Linked DNA regions of Homo sapiens: region 2 is linked to region 1. The links are chromatin contacts, found by Hi-C or POLR2A ChIA-PET in ENCODE. All regions are on one chromosome and are shown on one strand. Each heading gives the region's core, a stretch centred on a gene start or an enhancer-like site at or near the end of the contact. The rest is flanking DNA. Distances are from core to core; before and after follow the strand shown.

The links. Hi-C counts contacts between places; a loop is a spot of excess contacts on that map. ChIA-PET counts read pairs that join two places held with the same protein, here RNA polymerase II (POLR2A). Pooled maps may share reads with other maps.
Region 2: POLR2A ChIA-PET joins it to region 1 with 27 read pairs in MCF 10A. The contact joins two enhancer-like sites. A Hi-C loop is called at or near these places in 10 of 168 maps with a recorded cell type or tissue (CD4-positive, alpha-beta memory T cell, CD8-positive, alpha-beta T cell, Calu3 and 7 more), 7 of 37 single-sample maps with no recorded cell type and 15 of 50 pooled maps. POLR2A ChIA-PET finds 5 or more read pairs at or near these places in 6 of 52 experiments (CD4-positive, alpha-beta T cell, CD4-positive, alpha-beta memory T cell, H1 and 3 more).

Annotation. Positions count from the first base shown.
Region 1 is chr5:149,629,899-149,634,761 of GRCh38, forward strand. ARHGEF37 (Rho guanine nucleotide exchange factor 37) reads left to right here. Exons shown (of 13, transcript NM_001001669.3): 13 at 2,084-4,863. The coding sequence ends at 2,293. Among named protein-coding and RNA genes, the nearest start is that of ARHGEF37, 51 kb to the left of the region's middle. RefSeq lists an enhancer at 2,061-3,260. Within about 2 kb of position 2,678, at least 6 of the 41 ENCODE cell types and tissues checked have a DNase peak (open chromatin) inside an H3K27ac peak, as active enhancers do.
Region 2 is chr5:149,745,100-149,750,007 of GRCh38, forward strand. All of the region lies in intron 1 of PPARGC1B (PPARG coactivator 1 beta), which reads left to right. Among named protein-coding and RNA genes, the nearest start is that of MIR378A, 15 kb to the left of the region's middle. Within about 2 kb of position 2,577, at least 10 of the 41 ENCODE cell types and tissues checked have a DNase peak (open chromatin) inside an H3K27ac peak, as active enhancers do.

The sequences.
Region 1 (4,863 bases), core at 1,428-3,927:
CAAGCCTTGAACACATGCTGCTAAGTGAACAAAGTCAGATGCAAAAGGCCACATAGGATTCCATTATGTGGATGTCCAGAATGGGCAAATCCGTAGAGATAGAAGGTGGATGAATGGCAGGGGCTGGGGGTGGGAGGTGGGGAATGGGGACTGCTAACTGGTGTGAAGTTTCTTTTTGGGGGTGATGAAAATGTTCTGGAATTAGATAGTGGGGATAGTTGCATGTGTCTGCAAATATACTAAAAACCTCTGAATTGTACACTTTAAAAGGGTGAGTATTATAGAATGTGAATTATATCTGAAAAGTAAAGTGTTTGGAAGCCACTAAGGGATTTGGCTTTGCAGGGATGGAGTCCATGAGCGGGGAAGAAGTTCAGTGGGATGTTGGAAGGATGGGATGAGACAGTAAAGCTGGGCTGCATGTATTGTGAACCTCCCTCAATGGAGGCAGCCCTCACAATGATCAGCAGTTGAGGGTGGCAGGGGGTGTACCACAGGGGAAGCAGGAGCAACAGAAAGGATCTGGACAGAATCGGATGCCTCGGGCCAGGGTGGCTGGAGGAGCCTGCCGCAGGCTGTGAGTGCTGCATAGGTGTCTGGGAACCCTCTGCTCTAGTGCTTGTGCCACACCCACCGGGAAGGCTGTCAGGCCAGCATCCTTCAGCAGTAGCCAGAATTAAAGCACCAGGGGCTACAAAGCACCCACCAGAGCCCCACGGGAGGGCCTGACCACCCAGCTCAGCCTCTGCCCCGGTGCCTCTGGGGACAGGAATGAGGTTACCCCCGCCGCCCAGCTCCAGTCAATGGGGGTGGTGTCTCAGGGACTCCCCATCCAGGGGCTCATTTGGGTGAGCTCAGCTGTCTATCTGCCCAAGCATATCAGCTGCTTCCTCTGGGACTCTGCAGGACTTGCCCGGGATCATCCCAGCCCTTCCATGGTGCTTAATGTTCCTGAGGCTTGACCATCAGTAATGACAGTAATGGTAAAACAAACAAACAAAAAACCTAAGCAGCCTGCATTTATTGAGCCCTTGCTATGTATGTATCAGGCACTGTGTAAAACCCTACACATGTATTCCTTCATGAAATTCTCTCAATGTCCTGAAGGGGATGGGACCATTCCCTTCATTTTGCAGGTGGTAAAACAGGCTCAGAGAGGTTAAATATTAGCCTAATACATGCCCTCCTTGCCAATTGTTTTCTCTAGTTCAATTTATTTTTCTTTCTTTCTTTCTTTCTTCCTTCCTTCTTTCCTTCCTTCCTTCCTTCCTTTCTTTTTTTCTTTTTTTTTTTTTCGGGGTCTGGCTCTGTGGCCCAGGCTGGAGTGCAGTGCCATGATCTCGGCTTACTGCAGCCTTACCTCCCAGGCTCAATTAATTCTCCCACCTCAGCCTCCTGAGTAGCTGGGATTACAGGTGTGCGCCACCATGCCCGGCTAATTTTTGTATTTTTAGTAGAGGCAGGGTTTCACCATGTTGGCCAGGCTGGTCTTGAACTCCTGATCTCAGGTGATCTGCCCTCCTCTACCTCCCAAAGTGCTGGGATTATAGGCGTGAGCCACCACACCTGGCCCAGTTCTATACTTTTCTGTAAAAAGTAAACAAGTTGCCCAAATCCTTGTCTCTACTTTCAGCTGGGAAACTGGCCTGGGCAGCTCAAACCATTAGATCTGGAGAGGGAGAGGGTGCTGAGTCTGCTCAGTGATGTGGCAGTAGTGGATCAAAAATATCTGTTTGGAGGTCAGACAGGCCTAGATTCACTGCTGTGCAATTTTGAGTAAGTTCCTTGACTTCTCTGATCCTCATTTTTCTTATCTGAAAAATGCAGCAAATAGAATGATAGAATTATTGTGAGAACCCAAACCCAGTAGAGTGCTAGGACAGTGCCAGTCACATAGTATGGGCTGTGGTACTAGCAGATGCAGTCATTGCCTTTAGTACAAAAGATGTACTTGGGAGGTGACGAGCATCCAGCAATGGGGACGAGAGCCAGGTGGATGGGAACAGGATAAACAGCCTCTCTGGATCCAGTCTGTCTACCTTCTCACCCTGACCATTTCTGTGTCACTCCCCATGTGTTTCAGGTCATAGCCGCGTACCCTTTTGTGGCCAGAAGCAGCCATGAAGTGAGCCTGCAGGCAGGCCAGCCTGTGACCATCCTGGAGGCCCAGGACAAGAAGGGGAACCCTGAGTGGAGCCTGGTGGAAGTGAATGGACAGAGGGGTTATGTGCCTTCTGGCTTCTTGGCCAGGGCTCGGAGCCCAGTTCTGTGGGGCTGGAGTCTGCCCTCTTAGGGTACCCTCTTTGGAGCCTACATTGCCAAATGATGGGGGAGGCTTAGAGGCTCTGACCCTGGGGGGAAAAGAAGCAAAGGAAAGGTGGAGGTGGAAGGGAAGACCAGGCCAGGGTGGGTGAAGCACACTCAGGAGGCAGCCAGAAGACATGGGCGGGCCTCGCAGAGTGCTTGGTGTGGTGGGGGCACAGGAGGCTCCAGCCAGGACTGCTCATTATGTCTGCATAAAGAACTCATTCCGACCTGGGGTCACAATGCACTTGGACAGCAGGTCACAGCTGATTGGCCAGGACTCTCCATAGGTTATGGCCAGTCTTAGCTGTGCCTGCATCCGGGCCTGCCTGTGGGCGTGGGTCACACGGGATAATGTTACCTGCGTGCTGTGTGGTTGCAGGAAGCGGGTTCTGGAGGAGTCCAGAACTGCCTGGTCAGACAGTTCACTTCCTACACATGGTATCAGGAGACATCATAACCAATGAGTCAGCTTTTATTTCTCTATGCTGGAAGCTGAGTTTATCTTGGGCAGTGACCCACTGGGAGCCCTCTCAAGTGGGGAAGCCATGGATTTATCGGTGTAGCAGAGAGGTTCCCAAGACTCTTGACTGGTCCTGGGAGTGGGTGTGACCAAGTCATAGTTCTGGAATGTGTGTAGGCAAATTCAGAGGCTGTTCCAGGGAAGAGGGGATTTTGATACTGTGTTAGGTGGGGTGTGTGAGGCTGTTGGCAGCAGGTGAACAGCTACTGCTGTGTTCTCAGGACTAGGGAACAAAGGGGTATGCAAATCATAGAGGAAACTCTGGGAAGGCGGTGATAAGGCCTGGTGGGTGGGGAGGTTAGGGAATGGCTTGCTTTCCTGTTTCTGGTTAGAAGGGGAGCCAGGGGGAACCCCCAGTGGTTTCAGGTGGCCCCTGAGGTCCTGGAGGCAGCCGTGGATGTGATGCAATTGGCTGTGGGACCTTAGATGTAGGACACAACTTCAGTGTTCCCATCCAGAAAGACCTCACTCACAGGGTTGTGCTGAGAATGACGTGGGGCTAAGCATGCAGAGCTCCCTGTAAACTGTGAAGTGTGATACAAATGTAAATGACAGCAGTGATCTCGGGGTGGCCCCCGGCATGCTGCCCTCCCCCACGCCCATGCCTGTGGCAGCAAACCTTGTTCATCAGTATAGCTTTCTTTCCTGTAACCCAGGATCTACCTTGGGGGGCTTCTCAATACTGCATTCTATGTAGCCAGCCTCTTTAACTTGGTAAGTGAGCCACCCCATTCTAGAACCTGGAAATTGGAGCCCCTCAAAAACAGTTCCTGTTCAAGGAGGACTGACCTGCTGGGGCAATGTTGGGTGCAGTGCAGTCCCTGCTTGGGGTGGTCATGTCTAGGCTGTTGCTCTGGGCAAAGATAAGTTGCAAGATTCACAGAAATGGGAAAATGTGACCAAGTGTGATCTTAACAACTGACAAAGTTTGTAACCAACCCAAGTTAGAATGTGTGTCAAACAGGAGGTAGTTTAGATATGCTTCCAAGAACATGTCTGTGTTATAACCATAGTGCCTAAGCAGTGAGCTCTGGTTTTTGAAGGGCTTTTAAGAAATATATACATGTCTGTGTCAGTCTATAACTTGCCTCCTCTGGGCCTGTTAAAGCATGAAGACTGCATGACACAAGAGAAATGCAAGCCCTACGGTTCCTTTCTCAGCAGCGAATTCACTTGAGAGGATGCTCTTGACTCATTCTCTCTGCTCTTTCCTGCTCAGATTTCTGATAAAAATAGAGAGCATAGGGGAACAGATAATGAAATAGGAAACCCACTCGTGGGTTCCACAGATACCTACCGAAGGCCTACTGTGTGCTAGAATTGTAGCTCAGGAGTTCTCAGTGTAGCTGCTCACTGAAGTTACCATGGCAGGTTTCAACTGGCAGAATCCAGGCTCCGTCCCACCCAGAGATTCTGATGAAATTGGTTTAGGGTGTGGCTCGGGCCTCAGGAATTCAGAAAGCTTCCCAGGTGCTTCCAATGTGCAGCCAGGGTTAGGGACCTCTACCCTAGACACAAAGTATTGGACAGATAGACCTGGTGCCAGAGATGGCCATGAGCTGTAAGCTAGGACGTGCCCCACCTGAGCTCTGCACTAGCTAGTTCAAACAGGCGCTTTAAAGGCAGTGTGAAAGGGGACAGCCTGTTCTGCCAGGTCTCAGAATGTATATTTATTAAGTGCCATTAAAAGGGACCTGAACAAAATTGGATGTCTTGTAGGCATAAGGGAGGAAAATAAAATATACTTGGAACCAAGTCTATGTCATGAAGGGAAAATAAAAATGTATTCAGTAGCACGTGGGTTATGGTTTCTCATAGACCAGGGGATAAGATTAAAAGTCACTGAAGAGTGGGAAAATGCATGTTGAGAAGATGAGAATGGCCTGTATTTTCTCCAGGGGAATCTGTGTAATGTGCCTTTTCCCTCTCCAAATGCCTAGAACCATGGCACTGTGTCTTATTTATTTAACCGTTGGGCTGTCTCATACTAAACTTGCAAAGATATTTGCCTATGAACTGAACAAGACTTCCAGGAG
Region 2 (4,908 bases), core at 1,327-3,826, 120 kb after region 1:
TATATTGCCCGGGCTGGTCTCGAACTCCTAGGCTCAAGCGATCCTATTGCCTCGGCCTCCCAAAGTGCTAGGATTACAGGCAGGAGCCACTGTGCCTGGCCAGCTTTGTGACTTTTTAGTTGTGTGATCTAAGGAGTTAGATAGCTGCTCTGTGCTCTAGTTAGCCAGCTCCCAAATGGGAATGATAATAGGACTTACCTGCCAGGCTTGGTAGAACTAATCAGTGGTTCTCAGCCATGAGTGCACATCAGAATCAACTCTGTAGTTTAAAAAAGTCATAATTACACATCTGGGGCTGTCCCAGACCTATAGAGTGAGAATCTTTGAGAGTAGGCCCTTAAGCTTCTCTGTCTTTAAAAAGCTCCCTCTGATGACACCCCTGCTTTGGTACTAAAAATCAGGTACTATTCATAGAGTGTCTGTCATGAACTCTGCCAGTTCCCTCCCCTCTCTCTTTCCTGCCTCAGTGTGGGGTACAGGCTAGCATTTAGGATGAATGACCAGGGAACAGATCGAAAGCCTCTTTATAATAATGCCCGTGGAGAGCAGGGCAACTTCTTTATCAGGCATTTCCATTTGATCTTCACATCAATCTCATGTCATAGGGAAAAGAAGTATTCCCATTTTACAGATGGGAAAATAGAGGTCTAGAGAGTGACTTGGTAGGATCCTGCCGGTAATCAGTTTTCAAATATTCGTCTTGGTCCCTGTGTTTGTCCTCCTTGATCCTCAATCCCACACCCACTTATGGGTCAGCTCATAGGAGGTGGGGGGATTAGGATTACTTTATGAGTGAATGGGTTGGAAGAGAGGAGGAAGAAGGCAGCCTGAGAGAACACAAGTCACCTGCAGACTCCCAGAGGCCAGTGACAGTTTGATGTATCAGGCCCCTTAAAGATCAGAGGGGTGCTGGTCATGGTCCCAGACCATGCAGTAGCTTAGAGGTAGCAACAGGACTAGAATCCATTTCTGATGCCTGATTCACTGCCATCCCAGCTCTGTGTGCTGCTTCCACAGTGTGGTCAGGGTGTGGCTCCACTGATAATAGAATTAGTCTTCTAGCTAGTGTAGTGAGGCCTTTGCACTTGCTGTTCCCTCTGCCGGCAACGCTCTTCCCAGGCATTGCCATGGCTTGCTGCTTCCTCACCTCCTTCCTGTCCTGTCAGGTGTCATCTCCTCAAATGACCACCATTCTACTTTCTGTCTCTATGATTTTGGTTGTGACATGGTTTCTCATACAAGTGGGATCACAGTATTTGTCTTTTTGTGGCTGGCCTATTTTACTTAGCATAGTGTCATCAAGGCTCATCTCTATTGGGGCAAATGTCAGGATTTCCTTCCTTTTTCAGGTAGAATAATATTTCACTGAATATGCCACATTTTGCTTATCCATTCATTTGTTAGTGAATACCTGGGTTGCTTTCACATTTTAGCTATTGTGAATGATGGTGCTATGAACATGGGTGCACAAATATCTCTTGGAGACCCTGACTTCAACCCATTTGGGTATATGCCCAGAGGTGGAATTGCTGGATTATATGGTAGTTCTATTGTTAATGTTTTGAGGAACCACCATACTGTTTTCCATGGTGGCTGTACCATTTAACATTCCTACCAACAGTGCACAAGGGTCCCAATTTCTCCATATCCTCTCTAACACTTCCTGTTTTCTGTTTGTTTCTTTAAATAGTAGCCATCCTAATGGATGTGAGGTGGTTATCTTATTGTAGTTTTGATTTGCATTTCCCTAATGACTGAGCATTTTTTAATGTGTTTACTGGCCATTTGCATATCTTCTTTAGATAAATGTCTTTTCAAGTCATTTGCCTGTATTTTAAAATTGGGTTGTTTGTTTTTTGTTGTTGTTGACATTTAGTTCTCTTTACATTTGAGATACTAATCTCATCAGATATGATTTGCAAATATTTTCTCCCATTCTATGTGTTGCCTTTTTATTCTGTTGATAGTGTCTTCTAATTCACAAAATTAAATAATTTTCACGTAGTCTAATTTGTCTATTTTTTCTTTTGTTGCCTCTGCTTTTGGTGTCATATCTAAGAAATCATTTTCAAACCCAATGTCAGGAAGCCTTTGCCTGCTTTGTTTTTTTCTAAGAGTTTTAGAGTTTGAGCTCTTTCATTTTTATCTTTGATCCATTTGGAGTTAATGTTTATATATGGTGTAAGGTAAGAGTCCAACTTCATTCCTTCGCATAACTGAATGTGTCTTGAATGAGTGAGTAGTTGGCTAAGTCCTTAAGCTGTACAGGCTGCCGAGCTCACCTAACCCTCCTAACAGTGTCAGGAGAAAAATACTTTTAGCACCATTCTTCACGTGAGCCTGATGCTCAGAGGGTGAGTGTGGGGCTTGGGGACATAGCTCCTTTGCTGACCAAGCCACACAGAGGTCCCCAGGGCCCAGCAGGCAGGCATGACCAGGGCCCCGCCCCAAAATATCATGCCCCAGTGCCCTAGTGGCCTCATGCCACTTTCTCCTTGGGGTTGGGCAACAGCTCCTCCCTGCCCTGTGGGTGTGGACACCAGGTACCTGCCCAGCAGCGCCTGGGGCCTCCAGCCTACTCCAGCACTGCTCTTTGTCCCAGTGGCTGAAGGAGTGGCAGCCTGGCTTGTACTTTCTGGTCCAGCCCCAACAGGAATGTGGCAATCTCCTCCCACTGTGCCTGCATCCACACCTCCCTGGTGGGGTGGGGGTGGACCATGGGCAGGCACCATAGCAGGCAAAACTAGAGGACAGTGATGGTGTCTTGGGTGGAAGCTGCTTTGCCAGAGGCCCATCTCCTGAGAGGCTAGAGCAGGCCCAGGTTGGTGAATCAGGTTCCAGGGAGAGCAGGGTGGGGTTGAGGAGTGGGTGAGGAGCCAAGCAGGAGAGGGAGGTGGAGGTTTAGAATCCACCCTAAGAGGAGAAGAAAGCCCTCCTTTGCTCAGCTGGCCTGCCAGAAGATTTTCAATGATATGGTTGTGAAACAACCAGAGGAGGGGCAGTACCAGCCGGTTCCAGGTGATGAGCACAGCCCAGGGTCTGAGGGCAAGTGGGAGGCACACGAGAACAGTGAAGAACAGAGCTCTGAGTCAGCCTGAGTCCAGGGTCTGTCAGTTAGCTGCTGACTTAGGGCATGGTACTTATTCTGCCTGGGCCTTAGTTTCCTCACCTGTGAAATGGGGTGAAGAGATATAGATATAGATATAGATATAGATATAGATATATCTATATATATATATCTCAGTGGGTAGTTGAGTTGAGAAGATGAGAAGGTACAATGTCTGAAGAGCTTAGTGCAGTGTGTCTGGGTGTTATGATCAATAATAATGACAATTACCAGTGACCAGATGGTTTGGTGACAGTTTAGTGGAGGAAGCCGTGCAGCAGTCACTCCTTGTGCACGGGAAACCAGTTGCAGATTTGAGCAAGCCTTGCTCCCTGCCCTGGATGAACAGATCTGCTGATGGCCATGGAAGGTGCCCAGGGCAGAGTGTCAAGACAACTTTTGCAGCAGAAAGGGTATTGAAGGATGAGCAGGAGCTGGCCAACATGATGGGAGGGGCCTCCTAGCCAGGGACCAGGCTGTCGTGATGGCTAGCATATCATGTGGCTGATGACTGAGCAATGAGTGGCTAGGTGAGAGGCTTGAGGGGAGGCTCTGAGCTGACTGGAGGACTCCCCATGGGGGTGAGGAACAGACAGCATGAACGAAATGTCTGGAAGAATCCAAAGATGGAACACCAAGATTCTCGTCCGAGAAACTAGCTGGAGGCTGCTCTGCAGAAGGGGAAAGGCCTTGGGGAGGTTTCAGAAGGAGAGTGACTTTGAGGGTGACTAGTTCTTCCCTGGGCCTCACAGGCAGCATGGGATGAATGGTATCACCCTGTGGACTGCACCGCTCCTCCCCAGGCCCTAGGAGTGAGTGGGGGACATGCAGGGATTTGTGTTAAGGATTGACACAAAGGCTGGGGTACAGCTTCTCATATGTAGTCCTGACTCAAGTCCCTGGCTCAATACAGCAGGAATCGGTGGGGCCAGGCACCACAGAACCACTAGGTACAGCCCTCAATAAATTTAATGATGCAGATGATACTTAGTGCCATCATAATGATTATTACTCCTATTTACCGTTATACCTGTTAGTGTGTCACTGCGAAATTCACACAGCATTTTCACATCCACAGTTCACATCCTTGTGAGGATTTTCATTTCTGTTTTGCTGATGAAGAACCCAAGGCCCAGGGATGTGAAGTGACTTACCCGCTGAGGTCACTGTTGTAGGAACTGGACGGGAATGTGAGACTTGTGGCCCTTCAGATCTGCCTGGTTGAGAAGAGAGATGTTTTTTGAATGGAGCCCCTCCGCTACTGCTGTCTGAGTTCCCTGCCTTATCTTGAATTCTTTTTGGAGCAATGATCTCCAGTCTTTTCGGAATTGCCACATCTCGCCATTGTATGATTTTGCAACAGTTGCAACTGTGAAACGCCCCCAGAAAACTGTAATCTCCATTGATCTCTATGTAATTTAGAGTTAGGGAAGAGGAAAATCTTGTTTTTTGCATCTGTGCTGGAAAGAAGAGTGTCATGGTGAGAATATTGTACCTGGAGTCTGGAGGGAGCCCTGGGCTGTTCCTCTTTGCTGTGTGACCTTGGACAGGTCTCGCCCCCTCTCTGGCCCTGAGTTTCCTAATCTCTGCCATCCTGTGACTCATTATCTTTCTAAACGTGAGCTGTTTTAAAGTGTCACAAGTCTGGGATTGTGAATCATGGGGGCTGTTTTGCTTTGGTAAATTCTGCTTGGAGCTGAACCACCAGGTACTGGATAGAGAGGGAGACTAGTTCCTGGAGACAGATGGACAGATGGAGCTAGGAAACAGTCTCATCGCAGATGGTTAATGTACTTTCCCTG